2 separate regions of the Homo sapiens genome follow, and region 2 is linked to region 1. Evidence: read pairs that join two places in POLR2A ChIA-PET (ENCODE). Cell type or tissue: OCI-LY7. All regions are shown on one strand. Links, peaks and the distances in the headings refer to the core of each region. The heading gives the core; the rest is flanking DNA. Region 1 overlaps UBE2R2 (ubiquitin conjugating enzyme E2 R2). Region 2 overlaps UBAP2 (ubiquitin associated protein 2).

The links. Peaks named below come from ENCODE experiments on the same cell type or tissue, not always from the same donor. Only the 100,000 strongest peaks of a DNase experiment are listed, where the experiment ranks them.
Region 2: POLR2A ChIA-PET joins it to region 1 with 5 read pairs; 3 of 35 experiments call an interaction of 5 or more read pairs at or near these places.

Annotation. Positions count from the first base shown.
Region 1 is chr9:33,875,378-33,884,503 of GRCh38, forward strand. All of the region lies in intron 1 of UBE2R2 (ubiquitin conjugating enzyme E2 R2), which reads left to right. Among named protein-coding and RNA genes, the nearest start is that of SNORD121B, 54 kb to the right of the region's middle. In OCI-LY7, for the core only: no CTCF peak of the experiment used is centred there; no DNase peak of the experiment used is centred there; H3K27ac peaks cover 2,130 bases.
Region 2 is chr9:34,033,559-34,042,684 of GRCh38, forward strand. All of the region lies in intron 1 of UBAP2 (ubiquitin associated protein 2), which reads right to left. Among named protein-coding and RNA genes, the nearest start is that of UBAP2, 11 kb to the right of the region's middle. RefSeq lists an enhancer at 1-675. In OCI-LY7, for the core only: no CTCF peak of the experiment used is centred there; no DNase peak of the experiment used is centred there.

The DNA.
Region 1 (9,126 bases), core at 331-8,330:
AAAATACTTTAATATTTATTAATGCTCCTCAATACAATGATAATGATTTAACCTTTGATTTGATGATTTAAGATTATCTTGGAGCCAGTCGTGGTGCCACACCCCTGTAGTCCCAGCTACTCAGTAGGCTGAGGTGGGAAAATCACTTGAGGTCTTGAGTTTGGGCAACATAGTGAGACCCTGTCTCTAAAAATTAAAAAATAATTGTGTCTTGGGATCCATTTTTGAAGTTTCTCTTAAAATTTGTATATGATCCTCATGATAACTCCCTAGGGTCAGTGTTTTTTGCCATTTTACATAAAAAGGAACTTGAAATCCAGAGATTTAAATGAGTTGACCTAAGGTCAGAGGCCTAGCAAAGACAATGCTTAGAATTGTGCCTGACAAATAAAAGATAGAAAAATGTAAATTAAATAGTCAAGAATCATGCCAGGGCTACAACACAGGGCTACTGATTCTAGTACCTTCCCTTCTTCTTTTAAAATCATTATATTGTTCTGTGAATATAACTGAAATGGTATGAGATCTTATATTCATATGTTAATAGCAAGTTATATCTTATTTCATAAAATTTCAAAAAGGGAAGAAATTTCAGTGACAAGTTGGCTGAAGTAGGAGTATTAAATATGTGTATGAGGTAATACATAGGTAACTATAGGTCACCATATACATGTGAAATAGTATGTTTAAATTTTTAATAAGGGCTGGGCATGGTGACTCACACCTGTAATCCCAGCACTTTGGGAGGCCAAGGCAGGTGGATCACCTGAGGTCAGGAGTTCGAGACCAGCCTGACCAACATGGTGAAACCCTGTCTCTACTAAAAATACAAAAATTAGCCAGGTGTGGTGGCATGCGCCTGTAGCTACTCGAGAGACTGAAACAGGAGAATTGCTTGAACCCGGGAGGCGGAGGTTGCAGTGAGCCAAGATTGCGCCAATGCACTCTAGCCTGGGCGACAGAGCAAGACTCCATCTCAAAAATAAATAAGTAAATAAACAGTTAATAAGGTTCTGAAAAATAAGTAAAGTAATAGAGATAGAGATAAAATTGTATAATTGCTCAGGGAAGCATTACAGCAGGATATTCCCCCTGAATGTTAACTTCAGCTGAATAGTTGAGGATTGTAAACTCCGCTGAAGGAGTTCTTAGTACAATTTAAATAGCCTTACCAGAAGCACACCAACCAATGTTACCTCTTCTAGTGGTAATGTAAGCATACTTTAGGCATGATGCTTTAAAAAAATCAATCATAAGGCCGGGGGCGGTGGCTCACGCCTGTAATCCCAGCACTTTGAGAGGCCGAGGTGGGCGGATCACGAGGTCAGGAGATCGAGACCATCCTGGCTAACATGGTGAAACCCCGTCTCTACTAAAAATACAAAAAATGTAGCCGGGCATGGTGGAGGGCGCCTCTAGTCCCAGCTACTCAGGAGGCTGAGGCAGGAGAATGGCATGAACTCGGGAGGCGGAGCTTGCAGTGAGCCGAGATCGTGCCACTGCACTCCAGCCTGGGCAATAGCGAGACTCCATCTAAAAAACAAATAAAATAAATAAGAGTTCGAGACCAGCCTGACCAACATGGTGAAACCCCAAGTGTACTAAAAATAACAAAAATTAGCCAGGCATGTTGGCACATGCCTGTAATCCCAGCTACTCCAGAGGCTGAGGCAAGAGAACAGCTTGAATTTGGGAAGTGGAGGTTGCAGTGAGCTGGACAACAGAGCGAAACTCCATCTTAAAAAAAAAAACTACTTCTAGAATAAAGTCAAAAGGGTCACATTAAAACTACTTATGATTGAATTTTTTTTTTTTTTTTTTTGAGACGGAGTCTCACTCTGTTGCCCAGGCTAGAGTGCAGTGGCGCGATCTCGGCTCACTGCAAGCTCCGCCTCCCAGGTTCATGCCATTCTCCTGCCTCAGCCTCCCGAGTAGCTGGGACTACTGGTGCCCGGCACCCATGCCCGGCTAATTTTTTCTGTTTTTAGTAGAGATGGGGTTACTCCTTGTTAGCCAGGATGGTCTCAATCTCCTGACCTCGTGATCCGCCCGCCTCAGCCTCCCAAAGTGCTGGGATTACAAGCGTGATGAAGGTAGTATTTTTAAAAGATTATATAGTAGATAATGGTCAAAAAGCTGAAAGTTCAAGAATAATTCAAAATATTAGATGCTTAGAGAAAATACAGAAACCCCATTAATACTACTAACCAATATTTATTAAGATTTAAGTGGAATATAATTAGGTTTGGTAAGGCTCTAAGAAAACTAATTCCATAATCATCAAGGTCTTAAGGTTGGTATTAATCTTTCCAGTTGTCTTATCTAAAGCTGGTAGTATTATAATCTAAGGGCAAGTAGGTAAAAGAGGTAAAACAGTGAAAATTAGCAATATATAAAACAGCCTTCATGATTTTTGCCCCTCTCTGTCTGTCTGTCTGTCTGTCTGTCTCTCTCTCTCTCTCTCTCTCTCTCCCACTCTCCCTCCGTCTTTCCTCAGCCTCCTGAATAGCTGGCATTACAGGCAACTGCCATCACGCCCAGCTAATTTTTGTATTTTTAGTAAGTGATGGGGTTTCACCATGTTGGCCAGGCTGGTCTTGAACTCATGACCTCAGGTGATCCGCCCACCTCAGCCTCCCAAAGTGCTAAGATTACAGGCGTGAGCCACTGCACCCATCCACCTATTTATATTTTTATATCTTTTATTTGTCAGGCACAGTTCTAAACATTGTTCAAGCATTACCTCATTTAATCCTCATACAAACGCATTAAATAAGTACTATTATCCCCTTTTTACTGGTGAGGAAACTGAGATATAAATTAAGTAATTGAGCAATACGCAGCGGCTCACATCTGTAATCTGTCCAGGAGAACGATGGCTGTTTGGACCAGTGGCCCAGGTCCAAACTTACTGAGTAAAGTAATTTACTGAGGCAGTTGTAAGTAAAGGAAGGCAGGCCAGGTGCAGTGGCTCACGCCTGTAATCCCAGCATTTAGAGAGGCTGAGGCAGGAGGATCATTGAGCCCAGGAGTTCGAGACCAGTCTTGGAAACATGGTGAAACCCTGTCCCTACAAAAATTAAATGAAAAATTAGCCAGGCCTGGTGGTGCACGTCTGTAGTCCCAGTTACTCTGGAGACTGAGATGGGAGGATCGCTTGAATCTCGGAGATGGAGGTTGCTATGAGCCAAGATTGCACCACTGCACTCCAGCCTGGTTGACAGAGTGAGACCCCGTCTCAAATTTACAAAAAAAAGGCAGATTTATTAGAGAACATAGGAAAATACATTGCGAGGGATGCCAGCAGCCTGCCAGAGAGAAGCCAACTGCAGAGAAACAAAGGCTTGGTAGAGATTTTATAGGATAGTGTTTATGCTGTATGCTGAAGAGGGCTTTGTGGAGTACTGAAAATGCCAAGGTTGCAGTGAGCTAACTTGCAGGTGTGTGGTGATAGTTGGGCACAGGAAGATTGTGAGTTATTTACACAGGAGGACTTATGTGTCCTGGACGATGAAGAAAGGCTGACTTGTGGCTTATCTGCTTTCTTTTATTGCTTTTCCCTCGGTCCCACTAGCCTGACTCCTTTCCCCTAATTAGGACTACACAGAGTACCCAGCATTTTAGGAGGCCAAAGCGGGAGGATTGCTTGAGCCCAGAAGTTTGAGACCAGCCTGGGCAAAGTGGTGAAATCTTTACAAAAAATCAAAAATTTAGCTGGGCATGGTGTCATGGCCTGTGGTCTCAGCTGCTCAGGAGGCTGGGGCAGGATCGCTTGAGCCTGCGAGGTCAAGGCTGGCAGTGATCCATATTTGTGCCACTGTACTCTAGCCTGGGTGACAGCATAACCCTGTCTTAATCAGTCAATCAATCAGTCGATCAATATAAATTAAGTAAGGGTCGCTTAAGATAACAGCTGAGTTGTAGAGTCAGGATTCAAACCCAGATAGTCCTGGCTTCTTGAGTCAGTGTTCTTTACTGCTATCTGTGCTACCTTTTATTATATTGGTGCATATCATCTATTCTACATAAATTTTCATGCAGCACTGCAAAGATTTCTCTTAGTACCCTAAGTAATCTTAACAAGACTTTTTTCTGAGACAGGGTCTTGCTCTGTCACCCAGGCTGGAGTGCAGTGGCGTGATCACAGCTTACTGCAGACTCGACCTCCTGGGCTCAGGTGATTTTCCCACCTCAGCCTCCTGAGTAGCTGGGATTACAGGCACGTCCACCATGCTTGGCGAATTTTTGTATTTTTTGTAGAGATGGGGTTTCACCATTTGCCCAGACTAGTCTTGAACTCAAGCAACCTGCCCACCTAGGCCTCCCAAAGTGCTGGAATTACAGGCACAAGCCACGGCGCCTGGTCACAAGACTTTTTTTTTTTTTTTTTTTTTTTGAGACGATGTTTTGTTTAATTGATTTCTGCTTTTATGTCAGTTCTCTTTCTTCTGCTTGCTTCTAGTTTAATTTCATAGTCTGTCCTTTCCTCTTTATTTTGTTTGTTTGTTTGGTTTTGTTTTTTTGAGACAAGGTCTCACTCTGTCACCCAGGCTGGAGTGCAGTGGCAAGGTTATGATTCACTGCAGCCTCAACCTCCCAAACTTAAGTAGTGATCCTTCTACCTCAGCCTCCCAAGTAGCTGGGACCTCAGGGGTGCACCATCATGGCTGGCAACTTTTTGTATTTTTTGTAAAGATGAGGTCTTACCATGTTGCTCAGGCTGCCCTCCAACTCCTGCGCTCAAGGAATCCACCCGCCTCGGCCTCCCTAAGTGCTGGAATTATAGGTGTGAGCCACTGCACTTGGCCTAATTTTGTATTTTTCTCATTTCTTAAGTAGAAGCTTATATTATTGAAATGAGACCTACATTTTTTCCAGTGTAGGCAATTCTAAAAATTTCTATTTGAGTATTGCTTTAGGTGTATGTTACAGATTTTCATTGTCATTTTTTTCATGTTCAATTAAACAATTTTCTAAGTAACTTTGTGGCTTCCTCTTTATACTGTGATTTGTACAGTTACGTAATTTCCAAATGTTTGGGGATTTACTAAATATCTTTGAATTTAGAAAATCAGAATTTCTAGCTTAATTCATTGTGGCCAAAGAATATGCTATGTATTATGTCATTTCTTTAAACTTTGTAGATAGATGTTGTACGTTCCAGAATATGGTATGTCTTGGTGCGTGTTCTATGTGTCCACAAAAATAATTTGTATGCTGCTGTTGTTCAGTGGCATATTGTCTTCTATATCCTTACTGAGTTTTTGTCTCCTTGTACTTTAAACCAGGGGTGCCTACCCGATACTGATCTGGTACAACTCTGTGGCCTGTTAGGAAGTAGGCCGCACAGCAGGAGGTGAGCTCAGCCTCCAGTCAGATCAGCTCAGGCATTAGATTCTCAAGGAGTGCGAACCCTGTTGTGAACTGGGCATGTGAGGGATCTAGGTTGAGTGTTCCTTATGAGAATCTGACTAATGCCTGATGACTTGAGGTGGAACAGTTTCATCCCGAAACACCCACCTCACTACCCTTCCCACTCCTCCGCCCTCTTGTCCATGGAAAAATTGTCTTCAATGAAATCAGTCCCTGGTGCCAAAAGGGTTGGGGACTGCTGCTTTAGACTGTTGAGAGAGAAGTGATGATATCTTCAACTGTAATTATGCATTTTTCTATTTTTCCATTTGGTGGCAAAAGTTTTTAGTTACATCATTTTGTGTTCTAAAGCTCTGTTGTTACCAGTGCACACACAGTTAATATTATGTCTTCTTTGTGAATTGATCCCCTTATGAAATTACCCTCTTTATCTGTGATAATATTTTTTGTTCTAAAGTATACTTTCTCTGTTATTCAGATAGCCACTCCAGCTTTATTAACTAATCTCCAGTTAGTTTAGTTTAGATTTCACCAGTTTCTGCACTAATGTATTAATTAAGGTATAATGCATATACCATAAAATTCACCCTTTTAAAGTATATAGTTCAGTGGTTTTTAGTATATTCAGATGGTTGTACAGCCATCACCACCATCTAACTCCAGAATATTTCATCATCTCAAAAAGAATCCCCATACTCATTAGCAGTCACTCTGTATTCTCCTGTGCCTCCATATCATCATCTTATTTCAGAGTCCAGTTCAGGATATCACACTGTATTTAGTTGTCCCGTCTTTTTAGTCTCCTCCAGTCTTTGATGATTTCTCCGTCTTTCCTCATTTTTTGTGACCTTGACAATTTTTGAAGAGGATGGGTCAGGTTTGGTAGAATATTCCTCCATTTGGGTTATCTGATGTTTTTCTCATGACTAGAATGGGGTTATAGATTTTGGGGGAAGAATACCACAAAGATGAAGTGCCTTACTTACTACATCATATCAGGGAGGTCATGATACCAATATGATTTACTGCTAGTGATGTTAACCTTGATCACTTGGTTAACATGTCTGCCAGATTTCTCTACGGTAGAGCTACTATTTCTTTCCATACTTTATTGTTAGAAAGTGAGTCATTAAATCCAGCCCACACTCTAGGAAAGGGGAATTCAACTTCACCACCTGAATGTGGATTATGATTATTTGTAGTACTACTGTAAGGAAGATTTGACCCTTCTCCACCAGTATTTTTCCATTCAGTAATACTTATCAGTATGTACTCATTTATATTTATTTCATATTTTGGGTAACAGTATTACATTATGTATTTTGTAGCTTCGATTATTCTAGTTTTGGCCATTAGGAGCTCTTGCAGTTTGGCTCCTATGCTGTTTTGAAATACTCCAATTTGTTTTCTTTAGCACTTACTTTTTGGCATTATAAGATGCTCTAGGCTTGTCTTTTATTTTTCCTGCCACAGATCTAGAATCAGGTGTTTCACCAAAGGGCCCTGGTTCCTTTTATTGAATAATGATATTTTATATTATTTTATTTATCTTTTGAGATGGAGTCTCATTCTGTCGCCCAGGCTGGAGTGCAGTGGTGCGATCTCGGCTCACTGCAACCTCTCCTGCCCGGGTTCAAGCAATTCTCCTGCCTCAGCCTCCCGAGTAGCTGGGATTACAGGCACCTGCCACTGCACCTGGCTAATTTTTAGTTTTACTAGAGATGGGGTTTCACCATCTTGGCCAGGCTGGTCTTGAACTCCTGACCTCGTGATCCACCCGCCTAGGGCTCCAAAAGTGCTGAGATTACAGGCGTGAGCCACCATACCGGCCAAATAATGATATTTTAGAAATCAAGATCTTTGAGGGACCTGGGTGTTTGGGCTCCAGCCTTTTTTCCCCCTAATCAGCTTTATTGTGATTTTAATGCATATGTCATACAGTTCACCCATTCATTAAAGTATATAGTTTAGTGGTTTCTAGCATATTCACAAAGTTGTGTAACCATCACCAAAATCAATTTTAGAATACATTTTGTCATCTGAAAAAGAAACCTTGTGCCGAGGATAGTGGCTGATACCTGTAATCCTAGCACTTTGGGAGTCTGAGGTGGACGGATCACCTGAGGTCAAGCGTTTGAGACCATCCTGGCCAACATGGCAAAACCCCATCTCTACTAAAAATACAAAAATTAGCCAGGAGTGGTGGCACATGCCTGTGATCCCAGCTACTCGAGAGGCTGAGGCAGGAGAATCGCTTGAACCCAGGAAGTGGAAGTTGCAGTGAGCTGAGATCATGCCACTGCACTTCAGCCTGGGCAACAGAGCAAGGCTCCACCTCAAAAAAATAATAATAATAATTTTAATTGTGTCCCATTTCTTTTTACTTTTGTTCCTTGTGTTTTTGGTGTCACGTGTACAAAACTTAGTGAATGCAAGGTTATGAAGATTTACACCTATGTTTTCTTTTAAGAATTTTATAGTTTCTCTCTTATCTTAGTCCTCCAATTCAATTCATTGTTGACACTGTCTACCTGGAGATAACATCAGATTCTATAGGTTAAGGACTCAGTCCCACAAGAAAGACTGCCTCCATTTTGGATGCCTATGGCAGACCTATACTCCTGATGAATCAGCTATAAATTGGGATTTCCACTACTCCCCCTTAAAAGAATAAGATCAATAAGGCCGAGTGCGGTGGCTCATGTCTGTAATCCCAGCACTTTGGGAGGCCGAGGCAGGCAGATCACGAGGTCAAGAGATCAACGCCATCCTGGCCAACATGGTGAAACCCCATCTCTACTAAAAAATACAAAAATTTAGCTGGGTGTGGTGGCATGCCCCTGTAGTCCCAGCTACTCAGGAGGCTGAGGCAGGAGGATCACTTGAGCCTGGAGGTGGAGGTTGCAGTGAGCCGAGATTGCACCACTGCCCTCCAGCCTGGTGACAGAGCAAGACTCTGTCTCAAAAAAAAAAAAAAAAAAGAAATAAAAAAGAATAAGGTCAATAAATTGACCTATCTTCAAATTCACTATTTTTTCTACCTGCTCAAATCTGTTGCTCAGCACTTAATTTTTTTTTTTAATTTCAGTTTTTGTACTTCTTAAATTTAGTCATCAAAAGGAATGAACAGGCCAGCTGTGGTGGCTCACATCTGTAAATCCCAGCACTTTGGGAGGCCGAGGCGTGGGGATTGCTTGAGCCCAGGAGTTCGAGACCCAGCCTGGGCAATATGATGAAACCTCCAGCCCCACAAAAAAATTAGCTGGGCTTGGAGATGCATGCTTGTAGTCCCATCTACTCAGGTGGCTGAGGTGGGTGAATTACTTGAGCCCAGAATGTCAGGGTTGCAGTGAGCTGTAACCCAGTGTACTCTGTCTAGCCTGGGTGACTGACAGAGCAAGACCCTGTCTCAAAGAATCAACAGTTTTTGTACTTAACAACTTAAGAATCTCTCTCTCTCTCTCTCTCTCTCTCTCTCTCTCTCTTCCCCCTCTCTTCCCCCTCCTACCCCCAACCCCTTTATTTTTTCTTTTTCTTTCTTTTTTTTTTTTTGAGACAGGCTCTTCCTCTGCTGCCCAGCCCTGAGTGCAGTGGTATGATCATAGCCCACTGCAGCCCCACCTCCTGGGCTCAAGTGATCCTCCCACCTCAGCCTCCTATGTAGCTGGGACCACAGACACCACCATACCCGACTGATTTTTAAATTTTTTGTAGAGTAGGGTCTCGCTACCTTGCCTAGGCTTGTCTGAAATT
Region 2 (9,126 bases), core at 860-8,859, 160 kb after region 1:
GTCAATAACTTAATTGTATACTTTTTTTTTTTCTCCTGAGACAGGGTCTGACTCTTTCGCCCAGGCTGAAGCGCAGTGGTGCAATCTCGGTTCCCTGCAACCTCTGCCTCCTGCGCTCAAGAGATTCTCCCACCTCAACCTCCCAAGCAGCTGCGACTACAGTCAAGCATCAAATCAATTCTTTTTTTTTTTTTTTAAACAGAGTTTCACTCTGTTGCCCAGGCTGGAGTGCAATGGCATGATCTCAGCTCACTGCAACCTCTGCCTCCCAGGTTCAAGCAATTCTCCTGTCTCAGCCTCCCAAGTAGCTGGGATTACAGGCACCCACCACCATGCCTGGCTAATTTTTGCATTTTTAGTAGAGACGGGGTTTCGTCATGTTGGCCAAGCTGTTCTTGAACTCCTGACCTCAGGTGATCCACCTGCCTCAGCCTCCCAAAGTCCTAGGATTAAAGGCATGACCCACCACGCCCGGCTTCAAATCAATTCTTAATGAAGACCAGATGACCTAAAATAATAGTTCTCATTATTCACATCTCTGCAGGAACCATTTCAACATTTGGCACTCAAATGTCACAAATTCACAATTTATTTCACAAGTGATTTATAAAAGTTCAACATACCTATTAAGTCATTTTGAGACAGTTACATCATCTCTAGGTTTTATTACAAGCCTAAAATATAAATACTGATTTAATACTTCAGAAGTTTTTCATTATAGTTCTTCAACTTTCCTCATGAATCCAGGATATCAAGTCCTGGTTTTTCTTTTTTTAGTAAAAGTATATTGCTTTTATTTTACTGACATCCTTATTACTTAATCACTCATGCCAAAAGCAACTTTCTTAAAAATGTCTGTTACCTAAAGAATGTATCTATCAAAACAAAGTCATGCCATCCATTTAAACATTAACACACCTGCCACATAAGTATCTGGTCCAGTTTTAATCCAAATACAAAATTCCTTAATAAAGAAAACACTACACTAATGAGAAATACCCCACATCCTTATATGTCTAAAGAACCACTCAACTGGCTGGGCACAGTGGCTCACGCCTGTAATCCCAGCACTTTGGGAGGCACAGGCGGGCGGATCAGGAGGTCAGGAGATCAAGACCATCCTGGCTAACATGGTGAAACCCTGTTTCTACTAAAAATACAAAAATTAGCCAGGTGTAGTGGCATGAGCCTATAGTCCCAGCTACTGGAGAGGCTGAGGGAGGAGAATTGCTTCAACCTGGGAGGCGGAGGTTGCAGTGAGTCAAGATCACGCCACTGCACTCCAGCCTGGGAAACAGCGAGACTCAATCTCAAAACAAACAAACAAACAAAAAAAAAACGAATCGCTCAACTGTTCTCTACATCCGGATTACTCTCAAAAACAAAGGCTCAGAAAAATTACCTTCCAAGCACTCCTGAAACTTCATGTTCTATCTTGTAAGCAACAACTACATAAACTGTATTTCACAAAATGAATACATTCACTGCCTCCATTTCCTCACTAAACATCTCCTTAACCTTCTGTATTCTGGTTTCCATCACCCTATCACTCTAACAGTAGGAAAAATGCTACTCCCTAGGTCACCACTGGTCTCCTAATTGTCAAATCTTTCTTCTGTTCTCATTCTTTCATCTGTCTCTGTCATTCAAAACATTTCATACGGCTAGGCGCGGTGGCTCACGCCTGTAATCCCAGCACTTTGGGAGGCCGAGGCGGGCGGATCACCTGAGGTCAGGAGTTCAAGACCAGCCTGGCCAACATGGTGGAACCCCATCTCTACAAAAGTACAAAAATTAGCCGGGCATGATGGCGGGTGCCTGTAATCCCAGCTACTTGGGAGGCTGAGGTGGGAGAACAGCTTGAACCTGGGAGGTGGAGGTTGCAGTGAGCCGAGATCGCGCCACTGCACTCCAGTCTGGGTGACAGAGCGAGACTCCATCTAAAAAAAAAAAAAAATATATATATATAAAGATTAGCCAGGTTTGTGGTGGCACGTGCCTGTAATTCCAACTACTCAGAGGAGGCTGAGGCACAAGAATCACTTGAACCTGGGAGGCAGAAGTTGCAGTGAGTCGAGATCGTGCTACTGTACTCCAACCTGGGATATAAAGCGAGACTCCATCTCAAAAATAAAGAAAGAAACAAACAAACACTATCAACAAAAACTGTCAACTTCTGTTCACAAACCATCAACTCCTCAATAAAATGCAAACTGTTTATTCCTTCCAATCCCTACACTTGGTCAAACCAGCCTTGGTATTCTCCTAAATCGTCCCTGCCTTTTTGCCTTCACGTTCCACAGGCATGTTTACTCAAGGACATACTGCACATTCTCTCTTTTTTTTTTTGAGTGGGGGAAATCGCTTGAGCCCAGGTAGGTTAAGGCTGCAGTGAGCCTGATCGCATCACTGCATTCCTGAGTGACAGAGTAAGACCCTGTCTCAAACAAAATAGAACAAAGCAAAATAACAGCAAATTCTAATAAAACTAAACTCTGAATACAACATTTAAAGTGTTTTAACAATTTAATTGTAACTTCAGGAATTTGATACTTTTTTCTTTTTTTTTTTTTGAGACGGAGTTTCACTCTTGTTGCCCAGGCTGGAGTACAATGGCATGATCTTGGCTCACTGCAACCTCCGCCTCCCAGGTTCAAACGATTCTCCTCCTCCTCAGCCTCCCAAGTAGCTGGGGTTACAGGCACCCACCGCCATGCCCGGATAATTTTTTATAATTTAATAGAGATGGGGTTTCTCCATGTTGGTCAGGATGGTCTCAAACTCCCGACCTCAGGTGATCTGCCCGTCTCGGCCTCCCAAAGTGCTGGGATTACAGGCGTGAGCCACCGTGCCCAGCCTTGATACTTGATTCTATAGGAAGAATCTAAGAAAACTAAGGCTCAGCCTCCCCAGCTCAAGGAATCCTTGCCAAATACTCAAGCTCAATTCAACAATGCTTTTCTCTGTCACAGGCAGCAGTACCCTGGAATCCTATACACACATTTAAACTGTGTGTGTCTGCTCACCAACATGTAAGCAACTGAAGATCAGGAACCTACATTATTCATCTGTATTCTAGCATCTAACATTGTTGACAACTGGCAGCAATAAATATTCGTTCAAGTGAACACCTATAGAGTAGCATATACCATTTGCGCAGGGAGAACCATCATTCAGGCCTAATCTGCAGTAATGTAAACTTAGCATTCACAGAAATAACAGAGAATATACTACCTTAAGTTTTTCTCTTTTTTTTTTTTTTTTTTTTGAGACAAGGTCTCATTCTGTCTGCCCAGGCTGGAGCACAGTGGTGCGATCTCAGGTACCTCACTGACCTCTGCCTCCCCTCCAGGGTTCCAGCAATTCTCCCGCCTCAGCCTCCCAAGTAGGTGGGACTATAGGCATGTGCCACCACACCCAGCTATTTTTTTTTTTTTTTTTTTTTTTTTTGAGAGAGTCTCGCTCTATCACCCGGGCTGGAGTGCAGTGGCACAATCTCGGCTCGCTGCAACCTCCGACTTCTGGGATCAAGCGATTCTCCTGCCTCGGCCTCCGGATTAGCTGAGATTACAGAGGCGTGCCACCATGCCTGGCTAATTTTTTGTATTTTTAATAGAGACGGGGTTTCACCGTTTTAGCCAGGATGGTCTCGATCTCCTGACCTCGTGATCCGCCCGCCTCGGCCCCCCAAAGTGCTGGGATTACAGGCGTGAGCCACCGCGCCCAGCCCACACACAGCTAATTTTTGTATTTTTTGGTAGAGGTAGGGTTTCACCATGTTGGCCAGGCTGGTCTCAAACACCTGACCTCAAGTGATCCACTTGCCTTGGTCTCCCAAAGAGCTGGGATTACAGGAGAGAGCCACTGCGCCCAGCCCATATACTACCTTAAGTTTTTACTAATGTAATTGTTGCCTCACTCCCACAAATCAAAGGAAACTTTCATCAGTGTTTCAAAACTTAGGGTTGGCATAGCAGTCATGGAATACATATTTTTAGACTTTCCAAAAGCCCCAAAAAGTTACATTTTATCCTACAATAAATTAGCAATTTACTTAGCATTGATGAAAATTACCTGAACTAAGTAACAGCAGTAGTTATTTCTTGCTTATCAGATGACCTGACTGGCAATTATATCTGATAAATAATTGAGAAAATAATCATCTGAGAAAAGGATTATCATTCAGTAGTGTACTTCAGTCACAATATGTAAATACACAAACCCTGACTGGATGGGAAAAGAGGCTATAAAAATACTTCAGTGACAATATGTAAATACAGAAACCCCGACTGGATGGGAAAGAGGCTATAAAAATACATTTTGTGGGCCTACAGCAGCTGCTCACGCCTATAATCCCAACACTTTGGGAGGCTGAGGTGAGCACTTGAACCCAGAAGTTGAAGACCAGCCTGTGCAATATGATGAAACCCTGTCTCTACAAAAAAAAAAAAAAAAAAAAAATTAGCTAGGCACGGTGGCACAAATCTGTAGTCCCAGGTACCCAAGAGGCTAAGGTGGATCATCTGAGCACGGGGAGTTCAAGGCTGCAATGAGCTAGGATTGCACCACTGCACTCCAGCCTGGGAAAAAAAAAAAAAAAAAAAAAAAAAGGTCGGGCGCGGTGGCTCCTGCCTGTAATCCCAGCACTTTGAGAGGCTGAGGTGGGAAGATCATGAGGTCAGGAGTTCAAGACCAGCCTGGCCAACACAGTGAAACTCTGTCTCTATTAAAAATACAAGCCTCCCCTCTCCCCACGGTCTCCCTCTGATGCCAAGCCAAAGCTGGACTGTACTGCCGCCATCTCGGCTCACTGCAACCTCCCTGCCTGATTCTCCTGCCTCGGCCTGCCAAGTGCCTGCGATTGCAGGCGCGCGCCGCCACACCTGACTGGTTTTCGTATTTTTTTGGTGGAGACGGGGTTTCGCTGTGTTGGCCGGGCTGGTCTCCAGCTGCTAACCGCGAGTGATCTGCCAGCCTAGGCCTCCTGAGGTGCCGGGATTGCAGACAGTGTCTCATTAACTCAGTGCTCAATGTTGCCCAGGCTGGAGTGCAGTGGCGTGATCTCGGCTCACTACAACCTCCACCTCCCACCCGCCTGCCTTGGCCTCCCAAAGTGCCGAGATTGTAGCCTCTGCCCGGCCGCCACCCCGTCTGGGAAGTGAGGAGCATCTCTGCCTGGCCGCCCATCGTCTGGGATGTGAGGAGCCCCTCTGCCCTGCTGCCCAGACTGGGAAGTGAGGAGCGCCTCTTCCTGGCCGCCATCCCGTCTAGGAAGTGAGGAGCGTCTCTGCCCGGCCGCCCATCGTCTGAGATGTGGGGAGCGCCTCTGCCCCGCCACCCCGTCTGGGATGTGGGGAGCGCCTCTGCCCCGCCACCCCATCTGGGATGTGAGGAGCGCCTCTGCCCGACCGCGACCCCGTCTGGGAGTTGAGGAGCGTCTCTGCCCGGCCGACCCGTCTGAGAAGTGAGGAGCCCCTCCGCCCAGCAGCCGCCCCGTCTGGGAAGTGAGGAGCCCCTCCGCCCGGCAGCCACCCCGTCTGGGAAGTGAGGAGCGTCTCCGCCCGGCAGCCGGCCCGTCTGGGAGGTGGGGGGCAGCCTCCGCCCAGCCAGCCGCCCCTTCCGGGAGGGAGGTGGGGGGCAGCCCCCGCCCGGCCAGCCGCCCCGTTGGGGAGTTGGGGGGCGCCTCCGCCTGGCCGCCGCCCCGTCCGAGAGGTGGGGGGGGCGCCTCTGCCCGGCCACCCCTTCTGGGAAGTGAGGAGCCCCTCTGCCCGGCCGCCACCTCATCTGGGAGGTGTACCCAACTGCTCATTGAGAACGGGCCATGATGACGATGGCGGTTTTGTCGAATAGAAAAGGGGGAAATGTGGGGAAAAGATAGAGAAATCAGATTGTTGCTGTGTTTGTGTAGAAAGAAGTAGACATAGGAGACTCCATTTTGTTCTGTACTAAGAAAAATTCTTCTGCCTTGGGATGCTGTTAATCTATAACCTTACCCCCAACCCCGTGCTCTCTGAAACATGTGCTGTGTCCACTCAGGGTTAAATGGATAAAGGGCGGTGCAAGATGTGCTTTGTTAAACAGATGCTTGAAGGCAGTTAAGAGTCATCACCACTCCCTAATCTCAAGTACCCAGGGACACAAACACTGCAGAAGGCCGCAGGGACCTCTGCCTAGGAAAACCAGAGACCCTTGTTCACTTGTTTATCTGCTGACCTTCCCTCCACTATTGTCCTATGACCCTGCCAAATCCCCCTCTGCGAGAAACACCCAAGAATGATCAATAAATACTAAAAAAAAAAAAAAAAAAAAAAAAATACAAGCCGCACACGGTGGCTCACGTCTGTAATCCCAGCACTTTGGGAGGCCGAGGCGGGCGATCACCTGAGGTCGGGAGTTCAAGACCAGCCTGATGAACATGGAGAAACCCCGACTCTACTAAAAGTACAAAATTAGCCGGGGGCATGGTGGCACATGCCTGTAATCCCAGCTACTTGGGAGGCTGAGGCAGGAGAATCACTTGAACCCAGGAGGCGGAGGTTGCGTTGAGCCAAGATCACGCCATTGCACACTAGCCTGGGCGACAAGGGCTAGACTCCGTCTCAAAAAAAAAAAAAAATTAGCCAGGTGTGGTGGCACGTGCCTGTAGTCCCAGCTACTAGGGAGGCTGGGGCAGAAGAATCCCTTAAACTCGGGAGGCGGAGGTTGCAGTGAGCCGAGCCCACGCCATTGCACTCCAGCCTGGGTGACAGAATGAGACTCTGTCTCAAAAAAAAAAAAAAAAAAAAAAAAGGGACAGAAAACAAACACACAGGCCAGCCAACTAGAAGACTAAATATAATGGCAGACATATATCCAAAATATCTGTAATTACAACAGATATGAATGGTCTCCATGCTCTAGTTAAAGAGGTTAGCTGATGGCTCACTCCTACAATCCCAGCACTTTGTGCGGGTGAGGTGGGAAGATCACTTGAGCCCAGGAGTTCACGACCAGCCCAGCCAACATAGCGATACACTCTAATTAATTAAAAAGAAGTTAGCAAGTTGCTAACTTAACAAAGCAAAATCCAGCTATGTGGCGTTCATGAAAGATATATCTAGAACATCCCACTACAATTGGCTAAAACTAAAAAGGCAACATAAAATGTTGGCAAGGATGTAGAACTCTTAAACCACTCAGTCTTTGAGAATGAATTCCCAATTCTTAGGGCATCCACTCTGTGTATAAGCTGAACTTTTTCCAGACACCTAGAATGAAATTCATTATGTACCATCCTTGACAGATTTGAGAAAATAGTAACTCAACTTTCTGTGTTCTGTGGTTCAGCTGACAAGCCTGAGAACAACTGTGCAACATGTGGAAAACACTTTAGCATTACTTAGTAAAAGTTACACATACCCTACATACAAACCAAAAATTCCACTCTCAGTTATGTAGTCTTGAGAAAATGGACTTTGTTTGTTGTGGGCAGGGTGGCAAATGTCCACATGAGGACAAGTAAAATTGGTAATCTCAAAAAACTGGAAATGAGACAAATATCCATCAACAATGAAATAGACAACATATGGCACATCCTTACAATGTAACCTCATACTACTATAAGAAATCAACGGGCCGGGCACGATGGCTAACACCTGTAATCCCGGCACTTTGGGAGGCCGAGGTGGGCAGATCGCTGGAGGTCAGGAGTTCGAGACCAGCCTGCCCAACATAGTGAACCCACAGCTCTACTAAAAATGCAAAAAAAAAAAAAAAAATTAGCCAGGCATGGTGGTGCCTGCCTGTAATCCCAGCTACTTGGGAGGCTGAGGCAGGAGAATTGCTTGAACCCAGGAGGCAGAGGTTGCAGTGAGCCAAGATCGCACCATTGCACTCTAGCCTGGGCAACAAGAGCAAACTCCATCTCAAAAAAAAAAAAAAAAACAAACAAGAGTCCATGACCAGCCTGGCCAACATGGTGAAACCCCGTCTCTACTAAGAATACAAAAATTAGCTGAGCATGGTGGCAGGTGTCTGTAATCCCAGCTACTCGGGAGGCCGAGGCAGGAGAATTGCTTGAACCAAGGAGGCAGAGGCTGCAGTGAGCTGAGAAGCCGAGATCGTGCCACTGGCATTCCAGCCTGGGCAAAAGAGCAAGACTCCGTCTTATAAAACAAAACAAAGAAAAAAGAAATCTACATGGGGGCTGGGTGCAGTGGCTCATGCCTGTAATACCAGAACTTTGGGAGGCCGAAGCAGGCAGATCACCTGAGGTCAGGAGTTCGAGACCAGCCTGGCTAACACAAGGAAACCCCGTCTCTACCAAAAAATACAAAAATTAGCCAGGCATGGTGGCGGGCACCTGTAGTCCCAGCTATTTGGGAGGCTGAGGAAGGAGAATCGCTTGAACCCGGGAGGTGAATGTTGCAGTGAGCCAGGATCGAGCCACTGCACTCCAGCCTGAGCAACAGACTGAGACCCTATCTCAAAAAAAAGAAATCAACATGGATAAATCTCAAGCATGTAAGAGTGAAAGAATCAAGCATCAGAAGAATCATACAATTCTTACATTGAGAATAAGACTGAAAATGGGCACTATTAAACCATATGTTGCTTACGGATATACATATAAGGTAAAATTATTGTAAAAAAGTAACAGTAGGCTGGGGTGGTGGCTCATGCCTGTAATCCCAGCACTTTGGGAGCTCAGGTGGGCGGATCATGAGGTCAGGAGTTTGAGACCAGCCTGGCCAACACAGTGAAACCCCATCTCTACCAAAAATACAAAAAATTAGCCAGGCGTGGTGGCGGGCACCTATAATCCGAGCTACTCGGGAGATGGAGGCTGGAGATTCGCTTGAACTTGGGAGGTGGAGGTTGCAGTGAGCTGAGATCGGGCCACTACACTTCAGCCCAGGCGATAGTGCAAGACTCCGTCTCAAAAAAAAAAAAAAAAAAAGGAACAGTAGAACCTGCAGAGTGACTCATACCTATAATCCCAGGACTCTGGGAGGCCAAGCAGGAGGATCACTTGAGTCCAGGAGTTCAAGACCACCCTGGGCAACATAGCTAGACCTTGTCTCTATTTTAAAACAACAACACAAAGGAATAGTAAACCTATAATGTAGGGTAATGGTTACCTCAAGG